Linked DNA regions of Homo sapiens: region 1 is linked to region 2. A link is an interaction called in ENCODE POLR2A ChIA-PET data of the cell type or tissue named here. Cell type or tissue: MCF 10A. All regions are shown on one strand. Each heading gives the region's core, and the rest is flanking DNA. Links, peaks and the distances in the headings are about the cores only. Region 1 has its middle 47 kb from the start of LINC03146. Region 2 overlaps KSR1 (kinase suppressor of ras 1).

Region 1 (4,388 bases), core at 69-4,068, 120 kb after region 2:
TTTACCTCCCCTAAACTCGGATCCCTGGACCGCAGAAGGCTAAAAGATCCAAATCCACTGCTCCCTTGCTTTCCCCAGGATTTGCCATTCAGAAAAGAGATCAACTTGAGGAAGACAGCCTTAGCTTCAAGTTCAGCTGACTGGCAGTTGAGTCTCACCTAAACTGCCTGATTTTTAAAATTTGTCTATTTTTTGAGATAGGATCTTGCTTGGTTGCCCAAGCTGGTGTGCAGCGGTGCAATCTCGGCTAACTGCAGCCTCCAACTCCCAGGCTCCAGCAATCCTCCCATCTCAGCTTCCCGAGTAACTGGAACTACAGGTGCTGGCCACCACGCCTGGCTAATATTTTTATTTTCATTTTTGTAGGACAGGTTCTCCCCATGTTGCCCAGGCTGGTTGAACTACTGGGCTCTAGCAATCCTCCTGCCTGGGCCTCCCAAAGTGCTGGGACCATAGGCGCAGGCCACCACGCCTGGCTCTAAATTGCCTGATTTAGAGCTGGTCTCTGTCCAGGACAGCGGCAGTCCCAGCTTGAGCATGCATGGCGCAGAACCTTTGGCTCATCAGAAGGGGGGACGGGGGAGAGGCTGGCTAGAGGATCACAGGAGAGAATGTGTCTGAGGCCCAGGCCTGATGCAGGGACCTCCTGCCGGCTGGTGAGATACGGCCTCCAAGGCGCTTTGTGGCAACACCAGGGCATGGCCTAGGTGAAGGCCAACAGGCCCTCCCCACAGGGCTGGAACAGGAAGGGAGAGAAGTGGTGACCCAAGAGGCCCCCAAGAGGCTCAACCGGGGCGGGGGAGGGCCAGAAATCACCGAGGGGCGTGGTGAGCAGAGCAGGAGCCGCTGCCGCCACCAGGGGGCGAGGGCCTAGGGAATCCTGCTCGCTGCCCTCACAGCGTCCCCTTGCGGCTGGGCGGCTGCCAGTGCTGCTGGCCACCGCCGAGGGCTAGAAGTCCCCGTTCCCATGACACTCAGAAGATGAAGGGACTGTGCGGGTGCGTGTGTGTGCATGTAAATCGGGGAGAGGAACTGGATTTAATATTTACTCCCAATCCGCAGGTTTGATGTTCCCGGCTCTCCTTAGGGACCCCCACTGGCCTCGAGCTCTTCGCAGGAAGGGTGGTATCTAGCTTGTTCACTGTGGTCCCCCAGGGTTCAGCACGCAGCCTCGAATGCTCAGGAATGAATGGATGAATGGCTGAATAAATGATGAAAGAGGACAGCTTTCAGGGACAGCCTGCCAGGTGTGGGCAGAGAAACGAACCTGAGAAGTCCGCCATCCCCCTGGCTCCCCACGTCAGGGCAAGCAACAGCTTATGATGCTACAGGCTGCTCCGTGCAGGGTGAGGAGCATCCCCGCTCTGCTACCTACAAGCTGGGTGACCTCGGGCTCTTCATTTACCCTCTCTGAGCCTTGTGACACCATCTAAAAACAGAGACCATAAGACTGTCTAGAAGGAGGTTGTTTTTCTGTTTTTTTAATTAAACATGTGAGGCGGGTGAAAGGGCATCATGTGGTCACTGCTCACTACACGGACATTTCCTTGGCCAGGCGGGGTTGGGTGGGCAGAGGGTCCCCTCCCCCAGCACCCTGACCGGCGTCCTCTTTCTGTCGCAGCGCCCTGCCAGCTCTCCAAGCCCGTCGTGCTGTGCTGTCCGCTGCCTGCTGGCCCACGGCCAGACCAAAACCAGAGACGCCGGCTCCGGCCAGCAGCAGCCACTCCCCTCTTCCTCCTTTGCATTCCCCACGCCGCCCCCTGCTCCCAGCCTCTACTCCTTTCTTTCTTTCTTCAGTGGCTTCTCCGCCTCTCTTTGTGTTCCTTCTAGAAATCGTTCCAGCCTGCTGGAGAAAAATAAAACAGAAATCTCCTCCTCATCCACCTTCTGTGATGGCAGTACTCACAGCTCCTCCTCTTGGGCCCCCTGGCCTCTGAGAGCCACCCACACCCACCCTGCGCCCAGGCCCTGCACCCGAAGCTCCCCCGGTGAGGAACATGGGCATTCAACAGAAGAAAAATACCATTGATTTTGGAAGCAGAGCTCAGGGGAGCTGGGCTGCACTCCCAGCTCTGCACAGATCTCAGATGGGAGCTGAATCTCTCTGGGCTTGGGTTTCTTTCCCCGAAAAACATGGACCACTCTAGGCTCCTGTGCTACTCCATTTGACATGACAGCAGCCCCAGCTTAATAAGGCTGGCATCCCAAGAGGACCAGCCTCTCAAACAGTGTCCTGGGCTCAGGCCCCTGATGTACCCTCCTCTTGGAAAAATATCTGATGGAGCATCCCACTGTGAGTACTCCCCTACCTCAGAGTAGGAAAAACCCCTGAGGTCTCATTTATTGACTGCTTACTGGAGGTCAGTCACCGTTCTTTGAGCTTCATGTGAAATATCTCATTTAATCTTCACCACCATTTTTTGAGGTCAATACTATTGTTTCCCCCATTTTACAGATAAGGAAACTGGAACGACCTGTCCAAGATCACATATATATCAGAGGCAGGATTTGAACACAGGTATTTTTAACTTCAAAGCCGAGGCACTTTAATCATCATCCTTTCACAGGAGAGACAATGCACAAAAGGCAATAAATAAAACTTCTTCCTAAATCTGGATGGATTTTATGCAAAGAGAAAAGTCAGAGTAAGTAGTTCTGGGACTTTTGACAAATAAGAGATGGAAGACAGATCCACATAATAAAAAGTATGTGGGGTTGGGGGCGGAGGAGACTGGTGTTGCTTAGTCCTGGGTTGGAATACCCGTTCAATTTGCTAGCTGAGTGGCCACAGGTCAGTGACGTTACCTTTCTATGACTTGGGTTGGGGGATTTCTCTTCCACGAGAACTAAGATCCTACTGAATTGACCATCCCACAGATAGAAAGTGTTGACAAAATACAAAAACAAAACAAAACGAAAAAGCAAAACAAACCCAAAACCAACGCGAGGCACTGAAGAGTGAATAAAAGCAAGTAGGCCCTGGCTGGGAGTCAACACTTGGAAGAAGGGCATGACATATGGTGAGTTATCTGTTTTTCTGGCTTTGATCTTGAAGGTGCGCTGCAGTCAGCAGAGCACACTTGGGGAACCTGCGGTCTTTCTGGCCTAAAGAATCAGAGTACAAAGTTTAGAGCAACCACAGCCACTGGAAAGTGAAGTGGGGAGTGCCATAAAGGAAAGGCTCGGAAAGGGGGTGGCTCCAGATCCCATCTGTAAACTCTGCCCAAATCTCTCACTGCTCCCTGAACCACACATGCATGAAAAATACTTTAGCAGAGGAAAATAACTGAACTGAGGTTTGAGCTGCCACCGAAGAGCAGAGTTTGAAGTTAATTGCCTAATAAAAAGAAAGAAATCAACATGTTTCGGAGGACTAACAGAAACCAGAGCCTCTACAGCGTAACATGAACAATGTCCAGGATAGAATCCTGTTCCTGTATAAATATGTTCTCAAAACACAACAGAACTAAACTAGAAATCAGTAACAGCAAGATAGCTGGAAAATCCCAAAATGTTTGGAGATTAAACAACACACTTCTAAGTAACACACAGGTCAAAGAAGAAGTCTCAGGAGAAATTTTTAAATATTTTTAATATATGAAAATGAGGCTGGGCATGGTGCCTCACGCCTATAATCCCAGCAATTTGGGAGGCTGAGGAAGGTGAAGTGCTTGAGCCCAAGAGTTCGAGACCAGCCTGGGCAACAAAGTGAGACCTATCTCTACGAAAAAAATAGAAAAAATTAGCCAAGTATGGTGGTGAAAGCCTATAGTCCCAGCTACTCGGGAGGCTGAGCTGGGAGGATCACTTGAGCCCGGGAGTTTGAGGTTACTACAGTGAGCCATGATCGTGCCGATGTACTCCAGCCTGTGTGACAGAGCATGACACTGTTTCAAAAAAAAAGAAAATGAAAATGAAAATACAAATCTTCAAAATTTGTTGAATGCCGTGAAAGCAATGCTTAGAGGGAAATTTATATCATTAAATGCATATATTTTAAAAAAGAAAGATCTAAAATTAATAACCTAAGTTTTCCCCTTAAAAAACTAGAGAAAAGGGGCAATTTAATCTCAGAGCAAGCAGAGGAAAAGGAATAATAAAAATTAGAGCAGAAACCAACAAAACTGTAAACAGGAAATAAATAGAGAAAATAAAATCTAAATCTTGTTCTTTTAAAAGATCAATAAAAATGATGAACCAACATCCAGGCTAACTAAGAAAGACAGAAGACACAAATTACGAATACAGTAGTCCCCTCTTAATGGCAAGGGATATGTTCCAAAACCCCTGAAGTGTACCTAAAATAGGCGGTAGTATCAAACCCTGCATATACTATGTCTTTCCTGTATGTACCTACTTATGACAAAGTTTCATTTATAAATTAGGCA
Region 2 (4,388 bases), core at 190-4,189:
ACACTATCCCGTCAGTACTTGCACAGCTACCCCTTAGCAGCTGGGTGGCCTTGGGAACATCACTTCTAACATCAGCTTTCATCATCTTAAAGATCACTAGGGCCACTCTGGACCCTAATGCTCAAGGGAAGGCTTCAAGGGTTTCATTTCTAGGAGGCTTCTGACCAGGTACAAAGCTTTACACCCACTGCATTGCACGGAACCTCCCTTGTCCCACTGACCCCTGCACTCTTTATAAGCTTGCTGGTCATCCATCCTGGCTCAGCTCCCCCAGACCTGGGTCTCCAGTAATGTGCCTTTATCCAAGGTGATGCCATAACGCAGAACGGCAGACGCCGAAGGTGCCTTCTCCCATCTGACACGAGTCCACTCTCAAGATGACAGCAGCACTGGTGCAGATGTGGCAGGTGACTCCACCCTACAATCGCTGCCAGTCCTCCCAGACCAGCCTCAGATAACAGGCACTCAAATGAACCATGTGCTTGCCACAGTCAGTACTTTGCAACAAACTCCCTTTGACACCCTTCCAAACAGAAGGCCTCGTACACCCCCTCTGCTTTGGTGGTGGCTGATGAATTTTAAACTCTGACACACAATAGTTCATTCAGTCCCCGTCTCTCCACAGGATTTTCACTAACACATTATTGAAGGCTTACCTGAGAGCCAGACCCATCTTCACTGTGGGGAGCACATGAAGATGACATCATGAGTGCCTTGCCAATAGCTCTGCCAAGGGCCGGCTGTCTGCCACCTACCAGAACAGGCCTGGCTAGCCTGGCACACCTTGTTCTGAAAATAGGAAGGGGCCATCACTTTGACCCAGACTGGGCTCAACATGTGCTCACAAAGCAACTGCTTTAATAATGCTTTCTGGAAATTTCTTAGAAATGAAGCCCAGCCTTAGCAGACTATAGTTTCTGGAATTCACGTTTTCCTAATTTCCCAAAAGCTGGGATAATTTTTGCCCCCTCTGGTTGTCCGGTGCCTTGATCTCCCTTCTTAGCTACTTCAATTGACTGATAAAACCACCCTGTGATGGTAATAACCAGGTTCCCAAGTGCCCAGGAAAATAAGTCCTAGGGGTGGACTTCATTTAAAGCAGACTGTGGTTTCTGCCTCAGTTCCCTCTTGCTCCTGGTTGGATTACACTTGCTGCCCAGGGGCCCAACAGAAAACAGAGAGGCGCTGCTTCCCTCCACCTCCCTGAGTTAATGGTGTATTGCTTGGCTTCTGCCTCAGGCTGATCGCACCCTTGTTCCTCTTGCTCTGAACAAATCTTCAAGAACCCTTCTGATGCCCTTGGCATATCCTGAAGCTGTTAACCCTCCTGGCCCTGCTCTAAAACCAACAGGCTGGTGCTGCTCTCCCACTCACCCTGGCTTACTTGACTTCTAATTCCATTTTTTCATAGAAGTCCTCAAAACCTAACTCAGATCTGAGGGTTCCTCTGCAGCTGCACTCATTTCTTTCAGTGCCTCATGCCGCCCTTTGCTTCTTCCTCAAAGCATTCCCACATGTTCGTTAAAGTTTCCCTAAGAGTCTCCATCAAAGCCAGTGAGTCTCCACCTGCCCACACAACCGCATCACCTGAGGCGCATTTTAAAAATTCCAATGCCCAGGCCCCACCCCAAGATTCCAGTGGGGCTTTGCTAGGGTGGGATCCAGGCCTCAATAGCTTTAACAGTCTCCAGGAAATTCTAATGGCAGCCAGGGCTGGGACTCACAACCTGGGCCACGATCTCAAACACTAGTGTTATCGGGATCACCCTGGGAGAAACAGCGCACAGAGGCCTAGCTGGGTGCAGCAGGGTGGGTCCTCCATCTTCTATAAGCTTCCCCAAGCAATGCTGACAATGACAAAAGTTTGAGAACCACTGGACTGTCCGGAAAGTGGGAGAATTTGAAAAGGAGATTTTCCCCATTGGGCTTTTTACTTGGAAACTCCTGAGCTGTTTCCCTGTGGTTGAAATTATCTAAATAGAATTGTCACATCAAGTTGTGTGTAAGTAGAGTTGGTTGGTCAAGAGCCTTTTTTTTTTTTTTTTTTTTGAGACTGAGTCTCACTCTATTGCCCAGGCTGGAGTGCAGTGGTGCAATCTCGGCTCACTGCACCCTCCGCCCCTCTGCCTCCCGAGTTCATGCCATTCTCCTGCCTCAGCCTCCCGAGTAGCTGGGACCACAGGCGCCCGCCACCACACTCGGCTAAATTTTGTATTTTCAGTAGAGACGGGGTTTCACCATGTTGGCCAGGCTGGTCTCGAACTCCTGACCTCAAGTGATCCATCTGCCTCAGCCTCCCAAAGTGCTGGAATTACAGGCATAAGCCACCGCTCCCAGCCTCAAGAGGCATTTTTAAGGGTAAAATATTACTGCTACTGAAGGAAAAAACAGTATGCACATGCACACACACTCCTCATTTTTGCAGCAAAACCTGTACAAACCTGCCTGCCCATCCCGGAAAGAAACTGCCACCGTGACGGTCTTGCTGTGCACGCACTGACTCTGCCAGACTTTCCAGTAAGATCTCTTTCTCAGTCACTCCTGGAGCTTCCTCACCAATACTGCTGGCCCTCCTTGCTGCACATGTGTTGCTGCAGCCAAACAGGGTTTCTCAAACATGGGCTGTTCATCAAGTCTGGCATATGCCACCAGTACTATTATTTAATATTTTCTCTTAAATCTACTCACTTTTTAAAAAAGAAACTATCTCATTGCCATAAAGGAGACACTAGTATCTGTGCCATACAGAAGATTTCCATAAAAACAAGCATAACTGAAACAAAACAACATTATTATATATTTGGGGCCCCACTGCCTGCAGAAGGCCGGGATCCTGCGGCCTGTTTCCTCCTGGTCCCACTCCTTGCTTTTTAGAAAGGGAGGTCACATTCAGACTTTCTCCTAGAGGCCATTCAAGGACTGAAAGGGGGCTGTAAGGAGACATCTTCTTCATTATGGGGTTTACAGTAATTAATGCAGCCACATCTGGGCACCATCCTTGTCCCAGGACATTTTCCAGAAAGGACTGCAGTACCGACAAGTGAAAGTCACTGGGACAGCTGGTCCCACGATAAGAGGATGAAGCCCACCCTGGCACTGGTTATTCAATCTTCCCCAGCTTCAGCCTCTGTTTCTCTGTATGGAGTTTAAGGTCCTTCACTCACCATCTGGAAGAATGAAATGGGTTACCGATAACATAAACCGCAAGCCCTTTTTGGGAACGTCTGCTGTCTCATATCGCAAAGAGGTGGAAATGAAAGAGCTGAAGACCAAATATCTGCTCATCTGCTGACTTTAATGAGCAGCTCCGCATTCTCCTGCCCAACAGGGAAGGAGGAAAAGCCCACTTACTGCTGCCCCTAGAAAACACCAGAGCAGGAAGGGTCGGATGCTTTCTGCTTACGCAAAAAGAAAGACAAATGTGAGCTTTTAAAACTGAGTGCAATTGATGAAAGCTGAACCTCAGAGTTCTAACCTGCTGGCCCACACTCTCATCTCAGAGGAGGACACGGCAGGGCTGTGGCTGCTAGCAAATTCACTAGCACACGGCCAGCCCCTCGGTATCCCTCCAAGACAGTTTCCATCTTCACTCGGCCTGAAAAGCTAACAGAAGTAAGAGGCCCTGCGTTTGGCAGGTGGCTGCAAATCCTGAGGGCCACTGCCACTGCCTGGCTTGAATGAAGGCTCAGGGCTTAATCATTAACCTGAGATCCCCCAGGATCCCCTTGCTGGTTACCATGGCACATGCAAATTTCCCACAGTCCCAACCCAATTCCTGCGTTCTCAGATTCTCGCTCTGGGGCACAGGAGGCCCAGCTAGGCAAGAAGACCACATGGGGGCCTCCCTTCTGTTGGAAGGGAGGGGAGAGGTGAGGAAAGAGGACCAGAAAATCTGGCTGAGACATATTTCAAATACTTAAAATCAGGCAGAATCAGCCAGCAAGGTGAACAAAATAGAGAAAGGGGGCGGCAAATTATCTAGGTTTTTCTATTCAACTCATGAGTTTCAGGGTTTCTAATTTTAGGGGAAATTGGAGTTTCTATGGCACTCTTATGCCTTCCTCCCTTGCCCCCATCTTATTAAGTGTAATTAGAGACAAACAAAAGCAGCATCATGGCTCTCTCCAGTCACATCTGGGTGGCTGGAGATGAGGCATCTCCCTTAGGCAAACACAAAAACGCCACCCGGGGCCTCACTCTCTTACTCAAAATAAGACTTGTTTCACACTGCAGTTATTAAAGAAGAAACAGGCCTATCCCAGGAACTTGGCCAAAAGAGATTCATAATGCTGGGCCTGACCACTGGCCCATGAGGTCCCAACAAGCCAGATCTTGCGGCGGCTCATGGAGTAGGGGGCAGAACTCAAAACGTTCCAGAAGCACTTACT

Evidence for each region. Peaks named below come from ENCODE experiments on the same cell type or tissue, not always from the same donor. Only the 100,000 strongest peaks of a DNase experiment are listed, where the experiment ranks them.
Region 1: POLR2A ChIA-PET joins it to region 2 with 6 read pairs; 3 of 35 experiments call an interaction of 5 or more read pairs at or near these places.

The regions. Positions count from the first base shown.
Region 1 is chr17:27,377,659-27,382,046 of GRCh38, reverse strand. No RefSeq gene overlaps it. Among named protein-coding and RNA genes, the nearest start is that of LINC03146, 47 kb to the right of the region's middle. In MCF 10A, for the core only: a CTCF peak has its summit at 895 (motif pointing right); DNase peaks (open chromatin) are centred at 856 and 1,686.
Region 2 is chr17:27,495,999-27,500,386 of GRCh38, reverse strand. The region is part of intron 1 of KSR1 (kinase suppressor of ras 1); the gene reads right to left. Among named protein-coding and RNA genes, the nearest start is that of KSR1, 42 kb to the right of the region's middle. RefSeq lists enhancers at 3,574-3,623, 4,364-4,388. In MCF 10A, for the core only: no CTCF peak of the experiment used is centred there; a DNase peak (open chromatin) is centred at 2,486.